Linked DNA regions of Homo sapiens: region 2 is linked to region 1. Evidence: chromatin loops called from intact Hi-C (ENCODE). Cell type or tissue: CD14-positive monocyte. All regions are shown on one strand. Each heading gives the region's core, and the rest is flanking DNA. Links, peaks and the distances in the headings are about the cores only.

Region 1 (3,052 bases), core at 553-3,052:
TGCCAGTTCACTCCTGGTTCTCGCAGAGGAAACAGCCTGCAGGAGAAGAGATGCTCAGGCAAGGGATTAGGAGAGCCGCTTCCAGACCTTGGGCAGGTGCTCGCTGTGTAGCCCGGGGCAGTTCCAATCCCCTCTGGGTTCCCAGGCTCAACTCTAGGAGGGAGTGGCTAGGTGGAGGAGCGAGGGTGGGAGAGCTCAGGTGAGCGTGCAAGGGCCCAGGACAGGAGGTGTGTGGTGCGTAAGTCACAGCCTGCATGCTCAGCAGGACTGGGGAGGTGACTCAGGCAGCGAGGGGCCCTGCAGCCATCCAGCCCGGGCGGACAGGGCCTTCCTTTCTACTCCTCACTCTTCCCTCTCTTGTGTTGTCACTCATGACACGTCACACACCAGCAGAGGCTCCCTGTGGACGCCCAGCGAGCTGTCCCCAAAGCAGGGCATGCTGTTTCCGGGGCCACATTGTGGGTCCCCAAGACGCCTGCCACAAGTCTCATCCCAGCACTACGCCAGGACCCTGCCCCAGCTGAGTCCGAGACGGGGGCCGCCCCTTGAGGCTCACTGAGGCCTCCTGGCACTAAGGCTGCCCCTCTGGCAGGCAGTGCCTGCCCCCTCTCCTGTTTCAGGGAGCTTGTGTGCAGCCCTTCCTGTCTCCCTGGTCACCAAGAGCCCACAGATTGGGGACAGACCTGAGCCTTCCCTCAGCGGCCCTTGCATGTCCAGTAATGTCCATCCGTGTAATGTGGACACCAGCTTCCAGGAAGGGCAGGGAGTGCTCAGTCCGTGCCAGGAAGCAGCGTCGGGAGGGCTCCTGCCTGGGAGGGCCCTCCCCCTGTGGCCTCGCCAACCCCCCATCCCCCCATCCTCCCCAACTCACCACTGGATGTAGGAGTGATTGTCCTCAAGGAGGTCATAGTTGTCCGTCCAGTTCTGAAGAATGTCCTCAATGAAACAGCCTGGGAGCCCCATGGGGACAAGTCAGCTGTGGCAGCCACCCTGCCCGTGCTCAGGAGGACGGGGTGTGGGTGGGGGACATAAGGAGAGAGTGCTGCCAGCAGCTTCCCCAAGCTATTCCTCGCCCTCATCTCCTGAGGCTCTTCAGGGTGCTAGGCTCAGTGGGGCTGCCCATCCCTCCTCCGATGCACAGCCCTTGCCCTGCTGCCATCTGTGACCTGGACCCTTGTTGCTGGCTGGCGGCAAACCCCACTGAGAGCCCGGAAGGTCCCTCTGGGGGAACCACTGGTCCTCGACCAGGACCTGTCTGTACAGGAGGGGGCCTCAGTGCCTCCTGCAAAAGCGTGGCCCGTCAGCCACAGAAATCTGTCCTCAAACACAGCCCCCAGCTGAACCCAGTCCCATGATGTGGCAGGCACAGTCTCCTGAGATGGGGGCCTGACAGTGTTTTGTGCAGCCACCCAGTCTCTGTTTCACGTTGCAGCCCGGCACGTGCATAAACAGGTGTGGGCACGTGCCCGTGAAGCTTTATTGACACTGAAATTTTAATTTCTTATAATATCAAAGTAATAGAACACTGTTCTTTTTTTTTTTTTTTTTTTTTTTTTTTTTGAGACAGAGTCTCATTCTGTTGCCCAGGCTGGAGGGCAGTGGCGAGATCTCGGCTCACTGCAACCTCCACCTCCCAAGTTCAAGCGATTCTCCTGCCTCAGCCTCCTGAGTAGCTGGGACTACAGGCGCACGCTACCACACCTGGCTAATTTTTTTTGTATTTTTAGTAGAGACAGGGTTTCACCATATTGGCCAGGCTGGTCTCGAACTCATGACTTTGTGATCCACCCGCCTTGGCCTCCCAAAGTGCTGGGATTACAAGCGTGAGCCACCAGGCCCGGCCTCTACTTTAATTTTTTGCAACCATTTAAAAATATAAAAGCTATCCTTAGCTCGTTGGTTTACATGTGGCTTTCATGAGGTCGTGCAGGAGTTCAGTAGTTTTGATAGAGACTGTGTGGCCTGAAAAGCTGCAGATATTCAGTCTCTGGCTCTTTACAGAGATAGCCCACCCCGACCCAAACACCACTGCGGAGATCCCAAGCCGGGGATCCTGGAGTCCCTCTGGCCGCCTCCAGGGGGCACTGTGGGGCTATTTGAAAGCCGTGGCCCTGGTAATCGCCGGGTACATCCCAAACCAGGGCCCAGTGGACCACCCCTGCCAGGCAAGGATGGAAGCGCCGGCTGCCAGTGGTTGTGAGGCACCTACCGTTGGGCAGGAAGCGGATCTCATTTCTGTAGAAACTCAGGTTTGGCGTGTCCCCATTGCAGTCTCGTTCCACCAGATCCTGAAGAGCCAGAGAAAGGGGACAGCAGGGATCCATCAGACACAAGCTGCCCTGGGGCCCTCCGTGTCTTTCGGGGAGGCGCATCTGCAAACCTCCAGGCTGGCCCAATACCCCAAGAGCCCGCCTGGCTCCTCACTCTGCAGGTGGGGGCCATTCAGAGGACAGCAGCTGCCTCCAAGCCCCAGGGACCCCCCTTCCCCATTTCGCCAGCCAGGCCAGGCCTGGCAGGTCCCCTCCTCAGCACCCTGAAGGCAGCACAGGGGTTTCCGTGATTCAGGGGTGTGGAGGGTAATGGCTGAGGACAACCTGCAGGAGACAGGGCTGGCATGGGGGTGGGGTGCTGTGTGGGCGGTATCACGGACCCCACACGTGTGCATCACGAGGCTGGCACTATGGCCATGTTTGCAAGGCGACGGTGTGCTGAAGCTCAGAAAAGTAGGGGGATGCCCCCGGTCTCCCGCGAGAGGGGAAGGGCAGGGCTCTGAATCTATACCAGGCTGTGCCCCAGGCAGGGTCCTGCCCAGAACTGTGGCCCTGGCACAGCAAGCCAGGCCAGCCTTCCAGTAGAACCTGGGACATTCTGCCTGAGAAGAGCAGCTGGCGGGAGGGTTCTGTGTCCCGGGGCAGGGGCAGGTACGTACCGGATAGTTGTGCCGATACCTACACATGTCCCTCGTGGCTCGCCAGTTTCTGGACCCTGTCATTCTGGACTGGGAAGAAAAGAGATGGGATTAGGACCCCCATGGGAGACCCCCAAGTGAGTC
Region 2 (6,736 bases), core at 2,559-5,058, 210 kb after region 1:
AAATCGGTGTGGACAGTGGTGGACACACAGCTGACCCTCTCTGTCCTCAGTTTGCAAATACATAGGATTCTGGCTGGGGCGCAGCTCGAGACTAGCCCACGATGGCGACGTGGCAAAGAGGTTTCCAGGTGCAGCCTTCACGGGGCGTGGGTCACATATGAGGGGGCCAGACTCTGGGTCAGCCATTCGTGCACAGGTGCTTTGATCTTCGCAGCTGGTGCAGATATTATCGCCCCGCCCCCGCCCCGTCTCCCAGTTTGGGATTCCAGATTCCCCAGGGAGCGAGAGCTGGCAGCCCGCCTCTGCAGCAGCCCCGTGGGCAGGGCCAGGTGGGGACAGTGTGTGCGCTGCAGGTGCAGAGTCCCCAGGGAGGCCCCGTGGTGTAGCAAGGAAGCTGCTGCATGTGGCTGTGTGGGGGCACTGGCTCTGTGGAAATGGGCACTGCCTGGCCTGGAGCCCAGCACCCCCTGCACCCCTCTAGCCACAGAGGCAGCCGTGCTGGGGCCCTGCCAGCAGCTGAGTAAAACTGCTAATGAAATAGCACCGTTAAAAATGGGCCTGCCGTCCACGCCAGAGTGCTTCGCTGGCCCCCAGCCCAGTGCTCCCTAGCACGGGGTCAGGGTGTGGGTCCCCAGGGAGCAGCTACAGCTGAACACTGCCCCCGCCTCGCCTGGAATGTGGTCCATTCGGCCTCGCGGCCGTTTGCTGTTTGCCTCGCGGCCGTTTGCTGTTTGCCTCGCGGCCGTTTGCTGTTTTCATGCTCTTTCTCCATCCAGGGGGTTTCTTGATGCCAGGAATTTCACCAGCTTTGGCCCCTTCCTCTCCTCCCTTCCTGCCTTCCTCTCCCTTCCTCCCACCTCCAGCAGCGTCTTTTTCTCCTTTCAGAATTTCAGATGGTGTCTTCCATTTGCATTAAAACCAAACAGTTTAATCATCATATTTAAATAAAGGCGTTGCCTGGAACTGCTCTCTTCCTTAATAATGAACCTTGGCATGAGGAAGGAGCCTCTATTTGTATTTTTAAAATTGCTTTTACAAGGTGTGGGGAGGGCCCTTCTGGAAGGAGAACTTTCTTTGCTATTTCTGAATGAGGAAGAGTTTGCATTTCTCTGGGTTGCCCGGCCCAGTTGTTCGTGTTGTCTTGGAGTAACACGGGGAACAGCTGTTCATGATAAATGTGTTGCTCACATGGCCTCAGTGGTCCCCACCAGTGGCTTCTGGGTATTTAGCATGGCCTGGAGGCCTTGAGTTACGAGGGCTCCCCTGTGGGCTCTGCTTTGTGCACCACTGAGCTTCAGGAAGCCGCTGTGAGGTGTCAAGCCATGCCCCCTGCTCCCCCCAGCTCAGCACGTCCTGAGCCCCTGAAAACTCTCACCTTCTCCAGACAGACAGGACTTGCTGGCTGCTTTAGATACTAGTACAATATTGTGGATGGTCGGGGGGGTCCCCAGGAATGGCCAAGGGAAGGGGGTGTCCTTTAAACCCCTGAAGCTGGGTAAGGAGGCCTTTTAAAAAATAGGGCTGTTTACAGGGGGCAGGGCCAGCTGAGGCCTTGGACCTCCAGAGACACTTCCTCCCCCAACTTCCTCCACCCCCAGCCCCATGCCACCCATCAGGCCTGCTCTGGCCAAGGCCCTGCCTTTCACCCAGCTCCCTCTCCATCAGCCAGAGAAAGGATGCTAGAGAAAAGTGCACCTTCCCTAGAGAGGCTACAGGAAGATTCCCGGTCCCGGTCAGGTGGGCAAGTCTGGTGGGCAGTGCCAGCGGATGCAGGGCTGAGCTGCGCCTGGCAAGGGCCAGCCAAGTTCACGGAGGGTTGAGCTCAGCAGGCGCACCACAGGCCTGCCTGCTAGAAGAGGTCATTGCGGTGGTTTCTGTGGGTCCCCAAGGCTACAGGGGTGTGGGTGAGGCAGGAGGGTTGGGGGAAGGGGCAGGCTCTGACCTGGGGCACCGGCTGGGAGGGTATAGCAGTAGGTCGGCTCTGCTAGGAGTGTGTGCACTTTCTACACCTTCAGGTTCTGAGCAGCGAGTCCTGAGCCAAATCTTGTCTCTCAGGAAAACCTTGGAGGTGTCTGTGTGTGCATGGAGGTGGGGTGCACCTGCTCCCACAGGTGTATGCTCCCGGGGGGTCAGGGTTGGTGGAGCATCCAACCCTTGCTGAATGCAGACCTGGGACACTGAATGGGGCAGGAAGCCCCCGGCTGACCGGACTGCAGCAGAACTCGGGGCTGTTCTGGGGCTTGCCTCCCTCCCCTGCAGCAGACAGGGCTCCAAAGCTATGGGGCAGGTCCTGGCAGGTGATGGGGCAGGTCCCGGCAGGTGATGGGGCAGGTCCCGGCAGGTGATGGGGCAGGTCCCGGCAGGTGGCATGCACGGGTGGGCTGTGCATGACTCGGGGCCTTGCTGGGTGGCCACACGAGTGACTGGAGGCATTTTCAAAAGATGCCCCATGGGTCTCCCAGCCCCAGGCTCTTCTCTAGCATGACCAAGGCTGCTCCCATGGAGGGGTCTCTGTCCCCTCTTCTGGAATCTGAGGGCCTCGTGACTGTCGGAAAGGATGCCAGGTGGCTCCGCGTCTCGGCTTCCACCTCTCTCTCAAGTGCTGGCCTCGGGAAGCCCACCCATGTCACATGTGGGGCTGCCGGAGAGGCCCAGCCCGAGATCCCGGCTGCAGGTCCCACTGATGGCGGCATCGTCTGTAGGAGACTCCCTCTGGAGTCTCCAGGCTCTGGCCCCAAGGCTTCCCCGAGGAGGCTGCAGACCTTGGGGAGGAGGCCTGGGCCATCCCAAGTGGCCTGTCGGAGTCTCTGACTCACAGGCGCTGTGAGCAGCAAGCATGGTCGTCCCGCAGCCTAGGCCTGGGCGCCTATTGTGCATCCCAGAAGCTGGAACGCGTGCTGGGCACAGACAGCTCCTCAGAGCAGAGTGGCCAAGCTGTGGCACGTCTGGGGGCCGATCCCCGTAGGGCTGAGTCTGCCAGGGGCACCAGCCACAATCCTGAGTACTGATTATGCACTGGCTGAACAAGCTGTCCCCAGCGGCTCTGCTGTGGTTCTTTGGTTGAAGCAAACGCTGGCGCTGGGTCTCACCTGCCTCCACACTTGCCCTGGCTCCTGGAGGCTCCAAGGGATGGGGCATCTCGTGAACAGGTGGGGCCTGGGTCTGGCCAACTGTGTTTGCCTCTGGCGGTGGCCAGGTCCAGCACCAGCACTTTGCTCACTCTGGTCCCCAGAGGGCTGGGCAGGTGCTGCGGCAGGAGGTGCCCCTGACCGCGTGGCCTGCTGGAAAGGAGCCTCCCAGCTCAGCGGCAGCCGGAGACAGTGTCCAGAGTGCCCGCAGTGCCACCCGAGCTCAGAGCCTCTCCCAGCGCCAGCACGATCAGAGGATGCTTTAACCGAAGCCATTAAGCTGTCACGGCCCATCCGCCTCCCGCCCCTTCCTGTCAGTTACTGCAGGCGGGGGGGACGCGGGGGGCAGCAGCAGCGGGGTGGGGGGAGCCCCTCCGCTTCCCTGAGTCACCGCCATCCGGCCAGACTGCCCACCACCGGCTCTGAGCTCATCGGCTCTGCGGTCAATCACTTCCCTCTGGAGCTGGGCAAGGCACTGGGGAAACGTGGGCCTGAGCAGGACTTTGCAGCCAAGGCCACTGGACTAGCTTGAGAGTCCTGGGCAGCATCCAGGCACGGGCTCCAGGCCTTCTGCCCCAGCTCGAGGTGCCATAGCAGGTGCCTCTCATGGGATTGGGGCAAGTGGCACAGTCTTGAGGCTCCCCCAGTCAGACCCTTCCCCCTTCTCCCCAGGCCATGGTGGGCAGGTGGCCACTTCCGTTGCTGCCTGTGTCTGAGGACATTGGCCCAGGGTTGGCAAGAAGAGGAAGGTGTTGCATCAACATGCAGCACATTCACCTGACAAGGAGCTGGCCGCAGCCTCCGCTGCCAAACGGTGACGGTGCTGGCTGGTGCCCCCAGGAGCTGTTCACCACCTCCCGGGCTAATGGCGCTTGCTGCCTGGCACACAGCAGGTGACTACACTGCATGGCTTATAAATGTGGCCTCTGCCAGGAAATCCTGGGAAAGAGCCAGGGAGGTGACGTTTTATCCACGAGCCTGCTATGGCTTAGCCTAGCCCTCCCCTAACTGTGACCAAGCTCTGGATGAGACACAGACAACTACTGAGGACCTGCAAAGTAAGGAGACTGCAGGGCGGAGGCGGAACTTGGAGGAGTGACCTGCCGTGGAGTTTCTGGTTTCCTCCTTGTGGCTTTGTCTGGAGGGCAAGCCCCACTCTCAGATCCACATGGCAACACAAGCAGCTAAAACGCAGATAGAAACCCCAACCTGGGAAAAGGAGTCCTACAGGTAAGAAAGGGGTGGAACCCCAGAATGGGGAGAGCCGGGGAAGAAGAGAGGGGTGGAACCCTGGAAGGGGGAGAGCCGGGGAAGAGAGGGGGCAGAACCCCAGAAGGGGGAGAGTGGGGGAAGAGAGGGGGCAGAACCCTGGAAGGAGGAGAGCAGGGGAAAAGAGGGGGCGGAACCCTAGAAGGGGGAGAGCCAGGGAAGAGAGGGGGCGGAACCCCGGAAGGGGGAGGGCTGGACACGGCAATTGCCTAATTCTGTGCATGAATCCGCATAAGTCTCACAGTGCCACCCAGCAGTGCCAACCCAGCAAAGGTCTTGAGAACCACACTGAGAGAGGTGGGGTTTGGGATGAACCTGGCTGCTAAAGTGGAAACAGCAACGTTCCCCGAGGGCTAGGACAGCACCCAGAGTCCACACGGTGTGCTCAGACGTAAAACAAAATTACTCAATAGACACAAAACTAGGAAGGTGTGATCATCCTCAAGAGAACAGACAATGCTCAGATGCCAGCCCCAACTGACACAGATGCCTACAGCAGCCGCGGTAACTGCTTTGCGAGTTGCACGCATACACAGCACACGCACACACACCTCAGAAAGGAGCATTAGATGAAATGAATAATAAACCTCACAGAGAGGTAGGAAAAAAAATAAACAAATGAGTATTTTTGAACTAAAAGAATAGAGTATCTGCAATTAAAATTGTACTGATGGACTCAATAGCAGAATGGAGACAAAGGAAAGCCAGCGAACGTGAAGACAGATAAATAGAAAATATCCACTCCGAAGAACGAAGATAAAGAGGAAAAACAAGAACAAGCATCACGGGCCAGCTGGGGTCGTATCGAAAGGCCCAGCACATACCTGGTTCCAGAAAGCAAGGAGGAGGTTGGGGCAGAAAGTTATTTGAAGGAATATTGGCTGAAACATCCCAAGTCTGGTGAAATACATAAATGTAAGCATTCAAGAAGCTCAGTGAACCCCAAAGAAGATAAACAGAAAGGAAAATAGACCCAGACATAGCATCATCAAATTGCTGAAAACTGAAGAAAACATCTGGAAAGCAGCTAGAGAAAAACAACACATTTCGTACACAAAAGCAGTGACTCCAGTGACTACAGAATTCTTGCCAGAAACCACGGCAGCCAGGAGACAGCAGAACGATGTCTTTAATGCATGAAAGGAAAGGTTTCTCCTTGCAAGGTGTTTGTTCATTTCTTCCAAGTTGTGGAATATATGGGCAGAAGATTGGACACCATCCCCCTCGACTCTTTTTTCCCATCTGTAGGGTCTGCGGTGATGTCCTTTTTAGCCTCCATGTTTGTAATGAGGGTCTCTTTGTTTTGGGGTCAGTCTGGCCAGCAGCTTATCAATTGTATTGATCTTTTCAAAGAATCAGCTTGGGTTTCATTTATTTTCTCTATTTTCTGTTTTTGTTTTTTGTTCAGCTGATTTCCACCCTGATCTTTATTACCTTCTACTTTCCGCATGCGTTTTGTAATTTATTTTTCCCTTACTAGTTTCTCCAGGTGAAAGCTCCTATCATAGTTGGCAAGGGTTTTCTGTAAAGGGCTAGAGAGTAAATATGTTTGGTTTTGTGAGCCACGTGGTGTCTGTTGCAACCACTCAACTGCTGTTGTAGCGTGAAAGCAGCAACAGAAAACACATAAAATACCAAGTTGTTCTCCAGCATAACTTTATTTTCAACAGCAAGAAGGGGCCAGACATGGCCGGTGGGCTGTAGCTTGCTGGCTCTTGGCTTAGAGTGATTTGTGATCTCTTCCTTTTTTATCGTTTCAGCAATTACTGCTGTAAAATCTATCCTAAACACCAGTCAATCTGCATCCCACAAATGTTGATATGTTGTTTTAATTTCCATTGAATTCAAAATAGTGTCTAATTACCTCTGCATTAACCCTGTGCTTCTGCGCTTTGACATCTGGGGTGACCCAGGAGGGGCTCCCCCTCCAAGGGCTTCCCAGCAAGATCACCCTTCATAAGCAAATCAAGGATTCCAGAGCCCACACCCCAACCGCTCCCCAACTGGGCCACACTCTGGGCCAACGTCCCCCTGCCCTAATCACCCCAGGGCCAGGAGCTACACCCAGACCAGCTGGCATTAATGCAACCAGCCAGTTCTCCACCTGTCCACCCCCTGGCCTGGTCCTTCCCACACCACGTTCCTCGCACCCTCTGCCTCCTGGCCTACCTGGTGCTTGCCCTGTGCCCCTTCACCGTGGTGATGCGGCCAGCTCTGTCCTCTTGGGACCCGTGACAAATCATCTTTTTGATGGTGGTTGTCTCCTGACCTGTGGGCCTCACCCTACCTGAATAACAATGAAAGTTACATTTTAAAAATACCAGGTCACCTCCTCTGTT

The links. Hi-C counts contacts between places; a loop is a spot of excess contacts. Peaks named below come from ENCODE experiments on the same cell type or tissue, not always from the same donor. Only the 100,000 strongest peaks of a DNase experiment are listed, where the experiment ranks them.
Region 2: a loop joins it to region 1, with 5 times the contacts of the local background. A loop is called at or near these places in 14 of 110 quality-filtered maps.

Annotation. Positions count from the first base shown.
Region 1 is chr20:62,807,483-62,810,534 of GRCh38, reverse strand. OGFR (opioid growth factor receptor) reads right to left here. Exons shown (of 7, transcript NM_007346.4): 2 at 2,930-2,998; 3 at 2,210-2,288; 4 at 872-950; 5 at 1-36. Among named protein-coding and RNA genes, the nearest start is that of OGFR-AS1, 3.4 kb to the right of the region's middle. RefSeq lists a silencer at 1,976-2,025. In CD14-positive monocyte, for the core only: CTCF peaks have their summits at 1,888 and 2,093 (motif pointing right); a DNase peak (open chromatin) is centred at 2,084; H3K4me3 peaks cover 63 bases; H3K27ac peaks cover 333 bases.
Region 2 is chr20:62,600,600-62,607,335 of GRCh38, reverse strand. It overlaps LINC02970 (long intergenic non-protein coding RNA 2970), which reads left to right and starts at 3,895. Exons shown (of 2, transcript NR_184037.1): 1 at 3,895-4,358. RefSeq lists enhancers at 1,314-2,103, 2,104-2,894, 2,895-3,684 and a silencer at 3,427-3,576. In CD14-positive monocyte, for the core only: no CTCF peak of the experiment used is centred there; DNase peaks (open chromatin) are centred at 3,545, 3,895, 4,195 and 4,605; H3K4me3 peaks cover 2,385 bases; H3K27ac peaks cover 2,500 bases.